Regions from separate parts of the Mus musculus genome. Here region 2 is linked to region 1. A link is a contact called in ENCODE Hi-C or POLR2A ChIA-PET data. All regions are on one chromosome and are shown on one strand. The core of a region is the stretch at or near the end of the contact, and the rest is flanking DNA. Distances in the headings are between cores, read along the strand shown.

Evidence for each region. Hi-C counts contacts between places; a loop is a spot of excess contacts on that map. ChIA-PET counts read pairs that join two places held with the same protein, here RNA polymerase II (POLR2A).
Region 2: a loop to region 1 is called in a map of Patski, with 2.1 times the contacts of the local background. The contact joins the promoter of Pik3r1 here to the enhancer-like site in region 1. A Hi-C loop is called at or near these places in 1 of 37 maps with a recorded cell type or tissue (Patski). POLR2A ChIA-PET finds 5 or more read pairs at or near these places in 1 of 5 experiments (Patski).

The regions. Positions count from the first base shown.
Region 1 is chr13:102,229,932-102,237,373 of GRCm38, forward strand. No RefSeq gene overlaps it. Among named protein-coding and RNA genes, the nearest start is that of Gm36703, 120 kb to the right of the region's middle. Within about 2 kb of position 2,594, at least 1 of the 3 ENCODE cell types and tissues checked has a DNase peak (open chromatin) inside an H3K27ac peak, as active enhancers do.
Region 2 is chr13:101,765,325-101,772,766 of GRCm38, forward strand. It overlaps Pik3r1 (phosphoinositide-3-kinase regulatory subunit 1), which reads right to left and starts at 2,893. Exons shown (of 16, transcript NM_001077495.2): 1 at 2,653-2,893.

The DNA of each region.
Region 1 (7,442 bases), core at 1,344-3,843:
AATGATTGTTCAACACCTGCAATAGGTAATAGTAAGAAACCTAAGAGGATTTGTCAAGCCCTATGGGGCTTCCAAACTGTTTACTGACAAATGCCTTAATGCCCTCTTTGTGGCACCAGACCACTAAGATGACTGAGAAACTCCAAGAAGTGATTTCTATGAAACAACCCACACTTGAGTTTTAGTTGTAACTTGTTCATTCTTGAGACATGACATTGAGGTCTTTTAACATGAGCGACACTTGACAAAGGTGATGAAGAACACATTTAAGCTGTTTAGAGAAGAACAACTTCTGGAAAGCTTTCAGAGCAGTCTTCTGACTTAGTGTACCTTGTCACAGTGAAGACACTCAGAATTACCTCATGCCAGGACTTAGGAACACCCTGCCAGAAAAAAAACACTCTGTTAGGTTTTTTGACAAAGAATGCATAGATTTTTTTTATCTGAAATTTATGCATAATATTTGCATAGACGTATAGTATTATACACACTAATGATCAAATCAGGCTATCCAGTCTTTGCAGCTTTTTAAATATATTATCTTATTAAATATATTGAGAAGCTTAAATTCTCTTCTAGTCTTTTCAAATGTATAGCAAATGTTGCAGACTATGCCATACACTGACTGCTCATATCCAACAGAAGAAAGTTTGGAAAAATGCAGTTTATTTTTATTATTTATTTATTTATTTATTTGTCACTCTCCTGATAAATGTAAAACAAATATTCAATGTAAAAAAAAAACCCTCCAAAATAGAGGAAGAAAGTAAGTAGTGTTTTTTTGCATATCTATTTTAAATCAAAATAGTGTTTGCCCGAGTGACCCACTGTTACAGCCATTTCCTACTGTGGGGCCCATTTTTGCTTGTTGACTATAAAGTTTTTCTTTGAATTCTAGAAGTTTCTTTCTCATCAAACTGAATTATTCAAACTCTAAAACCATAAAAGCACAAACATGGACATTATTCTTAAAAGGGTTTGTTTTTTTTAACTTTCCATGAAAAACAAAGATAAATTCTTTTGTTTGGAATGTGGCCTGGAAACTTGAATCAGAACTAAGGAAATATCCAGATTTATCAGTCTGCAATGTTCTTTGCAGTGTCAGGGTCTTTGGTTGATTTTTTTTCTTTAGTTGCATATCTCTGCCCGATTCTCTCCTCTGCCTGTCCAGCTTCATCCATCCTACAATAAAATGGAATATTGTTTTAGGAATTTGTTGACTCAGAATTGCATCATCTAGCGCTAAGTGACAGCACAGAGCCTTCTTATCATTGGTTCTGACACAGATCATATTAGCTGCCGCTCTAGGTCAGAGTGGTTGCCACTGAGAATTCAGAGGTGGAGGATGAATAGCTTGTCTTCCTTGGCTTGTGGTATGAGTCCAGTCCGCATGACTGGCTTGCCTGCAGAGGATGGGATGTGAATTGTGTTTTCTGACGTCAATGAACCGCTCCCATGCTCTAGTGGAGAAGCATCTGGAAAGTTTCGTGCTTTCCTGTGCAATGTTGCTCAGGACTTGGTCCTTTCCCTCCACACAGTGAGAAAGAACTGTCTGCTACCTAGGCTTTGTGGGAGAGCTGACTTTTCTAGGTGGACCATGTTCTCATTAGTGTAGAGCTAGGAACTGTTTCATTTTAATTAAAGGTAATCCAGAACTGATGCACTTTCTAAGGAAGCAATGTGTCAATAAAACAACTTAGAAGGAGTAGAATGAGTGTCTCCCCTTGGCAATTGGAGAGCAGAGGCAGCAAACTGTGTGACCAGTGCAGCAGGTAGGACACTCCCACTAAGTTCTTCTTGCTGGTGTTTGGGTTTTGCTTTTTCCTTCTCACCAAAAACAAAGGAGGAATCTTTTGGGTAATATTTCCATGAGAGGCTCCAAAACCGTGAAATCCCAGATTCTAAAGAAAGAGCTGCCTACCTCCTACAGTTATGGTGACCCCCTAAAGTTTTTATCAGCCCCTTCTGGAAAGGCATCAAGTCCACCCACCTTGTTAAATAACTATTTATCTCCCTACTTGCGGTCTGTAATTATCATTCCATTTCTGGGGAACCAGGACTACATCCAGCTACAGACCCAGTTCAAAGTGAGGAGGAGGAGGAGGAGGAGGAGGAGGAGGAGGAGGAGGAGGAGGAGGAGGAACATAAAACTGCCCTATCTGGTTTGTCTTCCTTCCTTCCTTCCTTCCTTCCTTCCTTCCTTCCTTCCTTCCTTCCTTCCTTCCTTTCTTTCTTTCTTTCTTTCTTTTTTCTTTCTTTCCTTCTCTCTCTCTCTCTCTCTCTCTCTCTCTCTCTCTCTCTCTCTCTCTTTTTCTTTTCTTTCTTTTTTTTCCAGTAAGCAATGAAGGAACTAAGAGCGTACACACATTCTTCTTGTCTTGGATCAACAAAGGAGTCATGCCAAATGTCAGATTAAATATTCCGCAGCTGAAGTGTTTGCACAACTTTTTGGTGGCTACCATTTAAAGAAACAAAACCAGCGATGGGCCTTTAAAAAAAAAATCACCCTTCCTTTGACATGCTCACAGTGTTCTGCCAGCAGTTGCTCCAAGCTGGAAGGCCAGGCCCTGCATATCTTGTCAATGGACCATGTGTGCCAGCTGGCAAGCATAGACTTGGGTATCCGTTCCTACAGGGGCATGAAGCCCCACTGTGTGCCTCACAGGCCACAACTGTATTGCTGTCTTCTTTCACCCATGACTGTGTTGGCTGAGGAGCTGGCCATTTAAATACAGAAGGAATTTCCTGATTCTTCAAGTATCTGTCATGTTTCAACAATGAGGTTGCACTCTCTGAGCTGCGTGTCTTTTCAGTTTGGGTTGGCTCTGTGGGACTGCTGGGGAAACCAGAGACAGATCTTTTATTGAAACAAAATAATAAGTCTGAACAAATCAGCCTTGTTATCTTTGGCTCTGGTGAGAGGTATATTCTTTTCAGCTTTATATTTCTACAGGATTGCTCAAGAGGCAATGTTTCCCCTTGCCAGGTTATGTGAGGGACAGAAGAGAACAGAAGGAGCCGGAATGCTTGGAGAAATGAGCGTTTTCCTGCATTTTCCAAATTACCTTTCCTTCTAGTCTGAGGCAGTCAGTGTTCCTCCCTCATTTCTCTTATAAGAAAAGAGAAGGGCAGGGCATCTCTCACCTGGCCAACATTGCGTGGTGGCAGTGTAGCTGTGAAGAATGACATTGGCCACTCACTCTCTATGATTTCAGGCAAGTTACTTCACCCCTCCACTCTAATTTAACTCCTTTACAAGAATGGAAATGGCAACAGGAATTGTTTGCTGATATTGACATAGAATCTGGAGTGTGTGAAGTGAGCTTAGGAGTAAAAGACAAGCCAGGTCAACTTCCAGCGACCGTGTAGACTGAAACCAAATGCCAGTCTTCTCTCAGCAGATACTGAGGGCTCTTCACTCTTCCGGAAGTCACTATCTTTCCCTGCATCCTCCATGGCAAGGTTGGAGGCAAGCAGAGACTCCAAAGAGATGTAGTTGTGTGTTCTTTTATTTCAATGTGCTTTTCCGGACTAGAGAGATGGCTCAGTTGTTAAGGATGCTTAGTCCATCACAGAGTACAGAGTTCAGTTCTCCGTACCTACCTAGGATGGCTTACACTACCAGAAAATTTAAATATATGCGATGCGATGTTCTCTTTAGCCTCCCTGGGTACCTGGAGACATGTGGTGCATATAACTTCACACCTACACACAGATAAATACATAAATAAATAAAATTACTTTTCCATGGAGATGAACTAGACCTGAAGCTCTAGCTCAGATCATAACAACTGCAAAAGCAACTGCCTCTGTGTACCAAGTAGAGGGAGTCTCCCAGGCTATGGAGACACATCTGGGATCTGTCCTATCATTCCCAGGTAAGCACTCTAGATTTAGAACAGAACGCACAAAGTTGTCAGGAGACGTATTTACTTGTGACAGTTGATGTCTGGTCTATTCCAGCTTGACTGTTTATGATAACGGGTACCAATCATCACAGGGGCTGCCAGTAGGATCCTTCAAAACACCACACAGGTGCTTCCCACATGGCAGGCTCTGTAGTCATCCTTGGATCCAAAGATGAGTCAGAAACAACCCTTTCTTCCCAAATGAGGCTTTATAATACAGAGAGATTTCTGCCGTTGTGTTTCAATTCTATATCCTCTAGAATCCATTCAGAATAAAGGTTTTTTTCATACATCCTTATTACTAGGCACATAATCAGACAGTTTTGAAGGTTTGGAATGAGGGTTCTATAATTTCCATCATCAATCCCCAGCAAGGAAGCAAAACCAAAAAGGAAGAGAGAGGCTTAAAATACAGCCACTGAGTTAGTCACTTGAGGTTGCCCTTCTCCAAGTCCTGCTAAGGTATGGGGGCTGAAGTTGTTCCACCTGACCCCACAAAATTTCAAGAAGAGCTGAATACCGGTTACAGCTTTGCCAAAGACAAGCTATGGGATCTTAGCTAAAATCTCCCATCTTGCCTTGGCCATATGTTTACCTGGAAAATGGAGAAGATGAAGACTATTCAAGCTATAGGTGCATCATCCAAACATGAAAAGAGTAATGTCCACAGGAGTCTCTTTTGTGCACTAAAAGCATACTTACTTACGTTGCTTCTCTTATGTTTACTTGCTTCTATTTTAGGTAAAATTTTTCAGAATAATTTTACCATTTTAATGTCTTCCTGTAGAGTCTATGCTTATAAATGTTCCAATAAGAAGAGTGCAGAAAAGAATAGCACCAGAGAGCAATTTCTCATTTCCACACCCATGAAGAGCCTTATATAAAATGAGATGAATAAAACTGCCCCCCCCCCCAGGATGTGTGCAGTGTTCTCAAGGTTGGAGATCTAGTAGGCTCTTAATTTGAAGAACTCTCTGCTTGACTTCAAAGTGCGGTTCCTTAACTATAGTCCACTAAGTGTAAAAATTAAGAGCATATTACTAATTTGGAATAGGCAAAGACTGGCCACTTGTGTTCATAAGAAACTGGCATGTGCTAGTTTATGGTTATATCTGTTGTTTTCTCCACACTGTGAAAAAAATGATTAGCAAAAGCAACACAAGGGAAGAAGGATTTATGTTCACTGATAATTTAAGATGGATATGATCCATTATATTAAGAAGGCGTTGTGGCAGGCAGCATGAGGCAGGCATGGGCTCACACTGCATCCAGCCACGAAACAAAGGAAGATGGGAAATGGATGCTGGTCCTCTTGTCTTCTCCTTTTCTCTTTTGTATTCAGCCTTCAACTCTGGCCTAAGGGTCGATGCTACCTACATTTAGGGCGTGTGGGCCTTCTTCAGTTAATCCTCTCTGAAAATACCCCCAGCAGTCACATCTACAGGTGTGTCGGCTAGGTGATTTCAAATCCAGACAAGTTAAAAATGAAGATTAACTACCGCAAAGGCTTGGCTTTGAGGGTTAGATAAGAATTATAAATATGTAAGTGTGGATAGAATTTACATGATGTAACCAACAATCCAGTGAGAATATATAATACCGGCTAAAAGATGTATTTTTTTACAGTCCTCTCTTCTAGCAGGAACTCTTTCCTCTCTGGAGTAGACAAAGGGCTGCATCATGATCACCTTCCCCGCAAAACCTTAGCTGTGAAATCCCAGAGTCCTTTGGAAAGATCATTTTTGTGCCCCACTCTCTTGCCTTGGGACCTTTGGCTGCGCCTGTGCTTAGAACATTACCATCCCCAAGTCCTGCTTAGCTTGTTTTTGTTTCCATTTTTGTCTGTTTTTTCTGATAAAATACATTCACAGTGGTGACTTGGGGAAGTAATTATTTCTTCTAGTTCACAATTCCAGCCCATCAAGCAGGAATAGCCTGAGAGACATAACTGGTCACATTCTAGCCACAGCCAAGGGTAGAAAGAAAGACTGTACATGACTGCTTTCTACTGTCTCTCTCTGTCTTCAGCCTCGTGCCCTGCCCATGAAATGGTATTAGCCACTTTAAGGATCGGTCTTTCTTCTTAAGAAAGTTTCTCAAAAGTTATACCCATAGGCCAACATAATCTAGACAATTTTTCACTGAGACTTCAGACTATCAAGCTGACAATTAAAACTACTAATCACACCTATGTGCTTTAGTTCATGGAGAGAGCTATTCTCAAATGTCATTTATCTGGCAGACTAGACCAGACCTTTTAAAAATTGCTTCTTTTATTGTTTTGAGATTATAATATAATAGTTTAATAGTCATTATAATAATATATAATAGTCATTTCCATTTTCTCTTTGCTTTTTCCAAACCCTCCCATATATCACTCCTTGTTCACTTTGAAACCACCATGGGCTTTCTTTCCATTAGTTGTTGATATACATATATATATATATATATATATATATATATATATATATATATATATATATATATATCCACAAACATACACACACACACACATGCTCAGTCTGTATGCAGTACTGACCATATCATATTAGATAACTGACTGCTGTGCTCATTTGTCCCTGTGGAAGGCCATTTCTCCCACTGTCAGCATCTCTTAGTTGCTTGTAGATTTCTGTGTAGAGTTGAGTCCCACCCGCTACCCCTCCCCCCTGCCCCAGTAGCATGCCTATTGTTATTGTCCTTGTTTGTTCAGCTCATGTTTAGTCAGACATGTTAGTGAGACTTTGTGGGTGTGGCTTCTGTAATTACTCCAAGACACAGTTTCAAAGCAATCTTCCTGATTCTCTAGTTCTTAGAGTATTTCTGCCCTCTTTTTCTTCACGGTTCCCTGAGGCTTAGATGTAGGAGTTATGCTGTAGATGCATCCGTTGGGACTGGGATCTACAACTCTGCATTTTGACTGGCTGTGGTCTTGTCTCCTGGTCTCTCCACCCTCAACTGTCTAGTCCCATCTCTCTTCCTAATGCTCAAGCTGCTCCACTTCTCTTTCTTTCCCATCTGACTCACAAACTTGTATAGTGGCAAGTGAGAACCTGTGGCTTGCCCACGTAACTTGGAGCAGAGTAGGGCTGTAGGCATCTTTCTGTTGTCACACTGTATGCCATGAAAAAACACAGATCTCTGTCTGTCTTCCTCCTCCCACACTGTCCTGCCTGGATTTGATTTGATTTTTATTTGTCCTAGGCATGAAAGAGCTTTAATCAACAAGCCAAGAATCAAGCTAGATTGAACAAAGGACAGCCATATGCTTTGCTAAGAACAACACCATCGACAAGGGTGTCCCTTTGCCCACTGCTGGTGGTGATGGAGCACCTGTGTGTCTTGTAGGCACTTCCTATCTCTAGGCATATTATATATTTATTTTGCTATTTTCTCCTTACTTTACAGTTTTGGAGATTAAACCCAGAGCCTTATTTATGCCAGGCAAGGGCTCTACCACTGAGTTATACCTTCATGTTCCAGTTATAGATATATTGACCATTCATCTGACCCAGATGCAATAAAAACAAGGGA
Region 2 (7,442 bases), core at 1,643-4,142, 460 kb before region 1:
CGACTTGCCCATGGGACTATTTCCCCAGGTGACTCATTCGCTATCTCTTTATCCAATAAAACACATTTTGCAAGTCAAAAAAAATGTAAACACAATAAAAGCTGGACCAGAATTCCTCCTACTGTAACAAGTATGTGGATAATTTTCTCAAAGTAAATGCCTTTTACAACATTTCGCTGCACTACTTAGGAGACAGAGTGGCAGAGAAGAAATGTCCATCAACACAACAAACTTCAAGTTCCATGGTGGGCTCAGAAACAGTTGAAAGGAAAAGCCACTGTTTTTAAGGGTACTAGGTCTGTGGAGGTTGAGTAAACTTGAACTTAAGATTCAAAGCCTTTTGAGAGATTAGCCTGAGAGGGAAAGAGACAAGAAAAGGCTAATGAATATGAACAAACTATGGTACATGCATGTAGAAAAATGTCCCCCCAAAAACCTCACTGTTGTATACAATTAATATATACTTAATAAAAGAACAAAAGGGCAGGGGGTGCACTGATCAGGTTAGGTGTAATTAACAGTTCCAAAAGATGCATGCACACCACCCACCATCAGCAGCCAAAAATGCATATTTCTATGTGTTCAATTGCTCAGTTTTCCCAAACTAACTTCATACATTAGAAATGTACCAAACACACACACACAGCTAAAGAAAACAATAAATGGAGTCAGTGGGCAGTGAAATCCTTCTTTTTACATGACTGCAGTGCATCCCAGATGTGAAAAAGCAGAATGCTATCATAAAAATGCAAATAAAATGACAGATAACAATGTGCACATGGCAGAGTTCTGTTATGCAACTAGGAACAGGTCTTGGTGCAAGATGAAAGTTAAAAGCAAACTCCCACAACAGTCTGAGAGCCAGTTATCAGCTGCATCCAACTTTCTTCAAATCGTAAAAGCTGACAGACTGCTATGGAAAAGTGGCGTGGCCTGCAACAGGCACTTAGAGGAAGGCAGCCAGCAGTGGCGTGGCACAGAACTCCTGCCAGGCAAGGAGCTTCCCCCATTTAAACCTGCCTTTGAACCACAAGAGGCACAAGAAAAACCAGGATCATTTTCTTTGTAATAAGCAAAAAGCACATGTTTTCCAAAGTTTAAGCAACTTGTGTGCTTCAGAAAATGGTCTGCTTGAGTGCAACTGTCAAAAAAAAAATGAAAAAAAAGGGGGGGGCTCTTGGGGTGCTGGTTCCCTGCTCAGTGACAAACGATGCATGGGCGGCTCACCTGTGCAGAAGGCCCTGAAGTCCTAATGATATCTACTTTAGCAATCAATCTGCTCTGAGGCAGAAATAAACCCATCTGCCTACTACAAGCTTTCTTAGCTCATAATTTACTATCTTTCAAATGCCCAACATGGAACACAAGCTAATGAAATATTAAGAGAGGCTTGCACAAGGAGCCTAGGTCAACCAGCTTTGTGAGTAACCCTACCACCTAAAACTTGAAACTCGATCTCACTGAAATGACAATCTCATGCTACACTTAAAACCCGGAACTGCTTCATCCTTTCCTATTTCACACTGTCTGACAAAGAGGAAAAAGACAGGAAAAGAAAAGGGGGAAAATTAAGTCCTAAAATCATGAAACCCCTAAATAAAGCATAAATTCACACCAGTACAGCAATAGAGCCTGCAGCTTCTTCAAGAATTAACGGTGGAAGTGAGACCTTTCCGGTATTACTAGCGCCAGGAGCAGAATTCCCCTGAATACAGTGCCGGCACACAGCATTCAACATGTCACAGCCACTCCGCTCACACCCTTGCGTTATTGTGCGCGAAAGCTGGTTACTAAAATGCATTTCTGTACATGCGTGCCTGGTCAGAGCGTTTCTATTCTCTTTGTCTCGTGATCTGCCGGGCAGTTTCTGCCTTTGGGAAGGAAGTAGCTTGCAGACAATTCCCCCAGATATTTTAGCTCTGGCTTGCACGCGGGCCGGTTCTCCCTGGCCGGCAGCTTAGTGCTGGGCAGGTCCTTCCAGGGTCGCCCCGCGTTAGGAAAAGCTGGATTTCCGGGCGGTGCCAGGATCCCACTCATTATGCCTCCAGCAACCTGCCCAAGCCCGGCGGGCGCCAGACGCCGAGCTAGAGCCCCAGCCACCGACCGCCCCGAGGAGCACTTCCCCCACCCCGGAAGAGGAGGGAGGCAAACTTCGGAGGGCGGGGGCTGGGGGCGAGCTCCGGGGACCACCATGGCCCAGCCTGGCCGGAGACCCCGGCTGGGGCTCCGGGCCTGGAGGGTACGCCGCGCTAACGCAAAGGCAGCGATCCAGGCACTCTCCTCGCGCGCTCCCGGCTTCGGAAAGCTGCAGGGCGATCGGGGACCCTCGGAAGCGTGAGGTGACGGAGGAGGAGGGGAGCCGGTGACCGCTGGCAACTCCAGGACCGAACGCTCCGGGTAACGAGCACAGCCCGCCCGGGGTGGCACGAAGGAAATGAGAGCAGGAGGTGGCTGCGACCAAGCAAGCTGGTCACTGGCCGGAGAAGGCTTCCAAGTGGCCGAGAGATGCTGGCGACTGGGAGCTGGCAGCCTGCTCGCTTCCCCTTGAGTGGCTCGGCAGCAGAAGTGGCTGCCGGTGACAGGAAGAGCAGCGGCCGTGCGCGTTCGCACCGCTTCCCCCTCCCGGGCACACCGGGACCCGCCGCCGCCTACCTCCGGGTCGGCTCGCTTCCTTCCTCTGCCCAGCCTGGGCTTCAGCGGCCTCTGAAGCTCCCAGCTCCCAGGCTCCTGCGATCCAGCTGCGACCTGCCGTCGCTTCGCTGTCCCGGTTCCTTGGCTGCACAGCCGTCCTCACCGCTACCGCTGCCGCTGCCGCTGCCGCTGCTTCCTCCAACTCGGCTCCAGCTGCTAGCTACTCCTCTCCCTGAGCGGCGCAGCTCCAGCGCCAGGCGCCAGCCCCACCCCGGGCCCGCCCCTGCGCCCCGCCCCCAGATACACACCAATCAACGCCCGAGACCCCGCCCCCCAGCGCCCGAGCCGCGCCCTCCGCCTCTGCCAGTCTCCGGGAGGGCTACCAAGGTCTAGGAGCTACGCTCTGTGCTGCCGACCCTACCCCGCACCCCTCGCTGCCCTCGCCCCCGCCCCCGGCTCGGGGATGCCCCGGGCGACTGGACGGCGCGCGCCCTCCGCTACGGAGCGCTCTAACTCTGCGTGCTTGGGGCTGGCTCGCCTGCGGGGCGTCGCCCAGGCCCGAAGCAGGGAGTTCAAATGGGGATGGGGGTGGGGGGTGGGAAATAAGTTCAGGCCTCTCTGGAGCCCAGCCGGCTGCCTGCGAGACCCTGCCTCTTTCGAATCCACTAGAGCTTCAGGACAGTGGCTGGGTTCAGGAAGATGCAGATGCGAGGGCTCGCCAAAGCGGGGAGGCCCTGTAATTCCTGGCCTTGCCTGCCCAGCTTCCCTAGTGGTCAGAAAAACCGCGCCACCCGGCGTGGCACTCCCGGGGTGAAGGAGGGGTGAAAGGGTGAGCTGGAGCAACGAGTGCCCGCCGCCTGCAAAAGCCTGGCACGGCTGCCTCCAGGAACCAAGGCGGGATCTAGAGGAAAAGGAGTGTTCTGTGAGGAGGGCGCATACCGGGTGATCTCTGGCAGTCCTTGCAAGGCAGAGCCTATGTAGGTCATTCAGCCAGTCCACCGCCTTCTAACGCTTCTGATAGGCTGGAGAAACTCAAATGAAGTCTATGGTTTGTTAGATGTAAAAATGTAGATCCTTGGAGTAGAAACCACTATGGAAGCTGCTCAAGAAAAAAGTGATAATGGCTCAGCCTTCCCAGATAAGAAAGGATGATAGCCCCGTGTTTTGTCTTCATAAAAACGTTCAAGAACTCATGGACTTTTTAAATTTTGCTCCCAAAATATGTCTTATTTTGTAGTTCAGGAACCTGTAGCCACCCACCCTTCTTGCCCTAAAGATCCCTTTTGCAGCTATTCTGGCAACAAAATGCTTTTTCTTAACCAAGAACTTAGTCTGTTGTCAAATTCTAAATTTGGTAGTGTATTACTGTGAGTTTTGGAAGCAGAGGGAAAAAATGAAATTCACAGTTTATGTTAAACAAATGCAGTCACGTTTAAAGGTGACGCCCATTCTAAAAGAAGAGATCTCAGTACACAATTCAGGTACTAATGTTTCTGGTACTCTTGGTATCTAATAAAGACAAAAGCAGGCTGCTACCCACATCACATTTAAGAATTTGCCTACCCATTGGACACGCAAACTTTATATGCCCCAGTACAGGGGAACGCCAGGGCCAAAAAGGGGGAGTGGGTGGGTAGGGGAGTGGGGGTGGGTGGCTACGGGGGACTTTTGGTATAGCATTGGAAATGTAAATGAGCTAAATACCTAATAAAAAAATGGAAAAGAAAAGAAAAAAAAAGAATTTGCCTACACAGAAGATGGCCTAGTTGGCCATCACTGGGAAGAGAGGCCCTTTGGTATTGCAAACTTTATATGCCCCAGTACAGGGGAATGCCAGGGCCAAGAAGCAGAGTGGGTGGGTAGGGGAGCAGGGCGGGGGGAGGATATAGGGAACTTTCAGGATAGCATTTGAAATTTATATAAAGAAAATATCTAATAAAAAATAAAATAAAGAATTTGCCTACCATTCAGGATGTGGTGACAAGTCTGTAATCCCAGCACTTTGAAGCTGAAGCCATAGTCTCGAGTTCAAACCAGCCTAGTCTTTATAGAATCTCTCTGAATATAGATTATGTTAATTTGTGTAGGGAGATCCATCTTAATTATGAGTAGAATCACACCTAGGGCAGGAAATTCTGTACTGTACGAATGGAGACAAAAAATGAGGGCTATGCATGCATGCATTACTGGTTGCTCTTATCTGATTGAGGGCATAAGGTGGCCAGCTATTCAAGTTCCTATGGCCTTAACTTACCCACCATGATAGACTACTCTGAACTGTGAGTTAAATGCTTTCTCCTGTAAGTTGCTTCAGTCGGAGTATTTAATAGTGGCAATTAGAAACCAAGGTACAGGGGTACATTCTTCCGTAGTCTGTGAAAGGAAGAGCCTCCTGGTGGATGGCCGTGGTGTGTTTCCTGCGGTAGAAGCCCTTAAATCTAATCCAAACTAAGACAACTCAAGTAATAAAACATTCACAGATGTTTTCTTTAGTTTTCCTCTCCTCGAAGAAAATACAAACTTTGCTAGCTCTCTCCTCCCTTTGGGCTCACTAGAGTCTTGGAAAGAGGCTCCAGCATAGGATTCTATTCAGCCGTAAAAAAGCATCTAATTCCCAACTGCACTTCCTCTTAATAGAAAAGTCTTCAGCAATTGATTATGCACTTACACGTTCTTTGACTTATTTTCATTATAACTGAACACAACACACAGCTTATGTCCAAAGAGGGTCACATGAAAGAAAAATAATTTTTCCATACCCGGGCACCAAATAATCTATTTCATTGATATTAAATTGATACCTTCCCACACATTTTATTTCCATTTCCCATAGATTTTATGAATTAAAAGCAATAACAAAACAATATGACTATTCATACTTGGAGTATGAGCCTGTGTGCATATGTATACATATTCACATGTGTATGCATGTGTGTGCCTGTGTATACTTAACAGTGGAGTCTTCCTCATTCTCCACCTTATGGATTGAGGCAGGGTCTCCCACTTGAACCTGAAGCACCCATCAGATACTACAGCTAGCCAATTTGCACCAAAGATTTTCTGCCTCTGCACATTGTACATTGGGATTTACAGTCAAGCCCCTATGCCCACCCACATTTACTTGAGCACTAGGGCTCTGAAGTCAGGTACTTACCCTTGCATGACAAGTTCTTAGCCTTATACTTGTGTTTTCTAGTAACCTCTTGAGTAAAACCTTATCTGGGAACACAAACTGTAACTGTAATAAAGCAAGAAGCTGATATGATAAGGCAAAGGGGCCCCTGTGCCACAAGCTTTCTCTTCATTTCTACAAAAACCCCAGATGGGCAGGACTGTGAACATCTCCTTGGAGTTTCCTGGAAATGCAAATTATCTGTCTTCTCTAAACCAAAAATGTCAGATTGGAGTGGAAAGAAAAAAAAAAGCTGTTTTAGGAAACTCTCCAAACCATTTGTTGCATGCTGGGAGTTGAGAATGATTATCCTGGGCCTTCTGGGACATACTGGAACCCACCCCAATAAAATGCTCGTATGTCACGTAGACACAGCGTTCTGGTTTGCTTTCTATTGCTGGGAGAAAGACCATCACCAAAAGCAGCTTTAGGAGGAAAGGGAAGGGCTTTCTTCCTTTTCCAGCCTGCAGTCCATCATGAGGGAAAGTCGAGGCAGGAACTGAAGCAGGGGTCATAGAGGAATTGCCTGTCTTAGTCTGCATAAATCCCTCACCTTTCTCTTTTGTACAATCCAGGAGCACCTCCGCAGGGGTGACATCACCCACAGTGGGCTGCACCCTTCCACATTAATCAGGAATAAATAAATAAATGTCCCACATTTTTATCTACTGGCCAATATAATAAAAAGTTTTTGTCAATTATGAAGCCCTCTTCCCAGAAGACTCTACCTTGACTCTACCTTGTGTCAAATTGACAAACAGACAAACACACAGCACACACAATTCAACCAGTACTTATCAAACTGTTGGCTTTGGTTATTTGATAAATATGTCAGAAGATGGGAAATTCCCAACAGAGATACAAGAGTATCATCGCTGGCAAAGATGGCATGGAAATCAGAGTCAATCAAGGACCCGAACTACAGAGAAAGAGTTTGAGTAACCATAATTGAGACAATAGCCTCAACAGTGAAAACAAGTAGGATGCATCCATTGGCCATCTGTACTAACCGTGATGTTAGAATGTGCTTCCACTGGCCTTGAAATCTTAGTGTGTATTTTAGGTTTTCAAACACAAACCAAATGAGTACCAGTGTCCTGGAGTCTTCGTCAACACCAGACCCACAGATCAGCTGCACCGGCAGAATTAAGAACGGGTCACAAATGCAGAATACAAGGTTCTGTCCTAGACGGCCTAGATCACAAGCTGCAGTTGAGCAGAATTGCCAGGTGATACACATACAGGTTAAATGATGTGTCTAAGTGGCCCTCCATCTTAATCATAGAACAATATTGCCTGGAGAGTTTACCAAAAATCCCAGATCTGCTCTATATCCCCGAGATGGATTCTATAAAGAGGTGAGCCATGAGAATCAATCATTTCTAAGTCTCTTCACATGACATCAAGGTGAATCCAGCTTTTAAAAAATCCTACCTCAGAGAATCCAAGTAGGAAAGATCTCTTTAGCAATGTGGACAGGAGTTGAAACATCTGATCTCATGAAGAGCAGCTGATGCTGGAGGCTAACTGATGGTTGCTGCCTAGACTGTAAGCCCGGGTTTTCCATACCTTCTGGCTTTCAGAAAGAAGCTGGAAATTTATGTTTATAGGAAATCCCCTGATTATCACATGGTAGCAA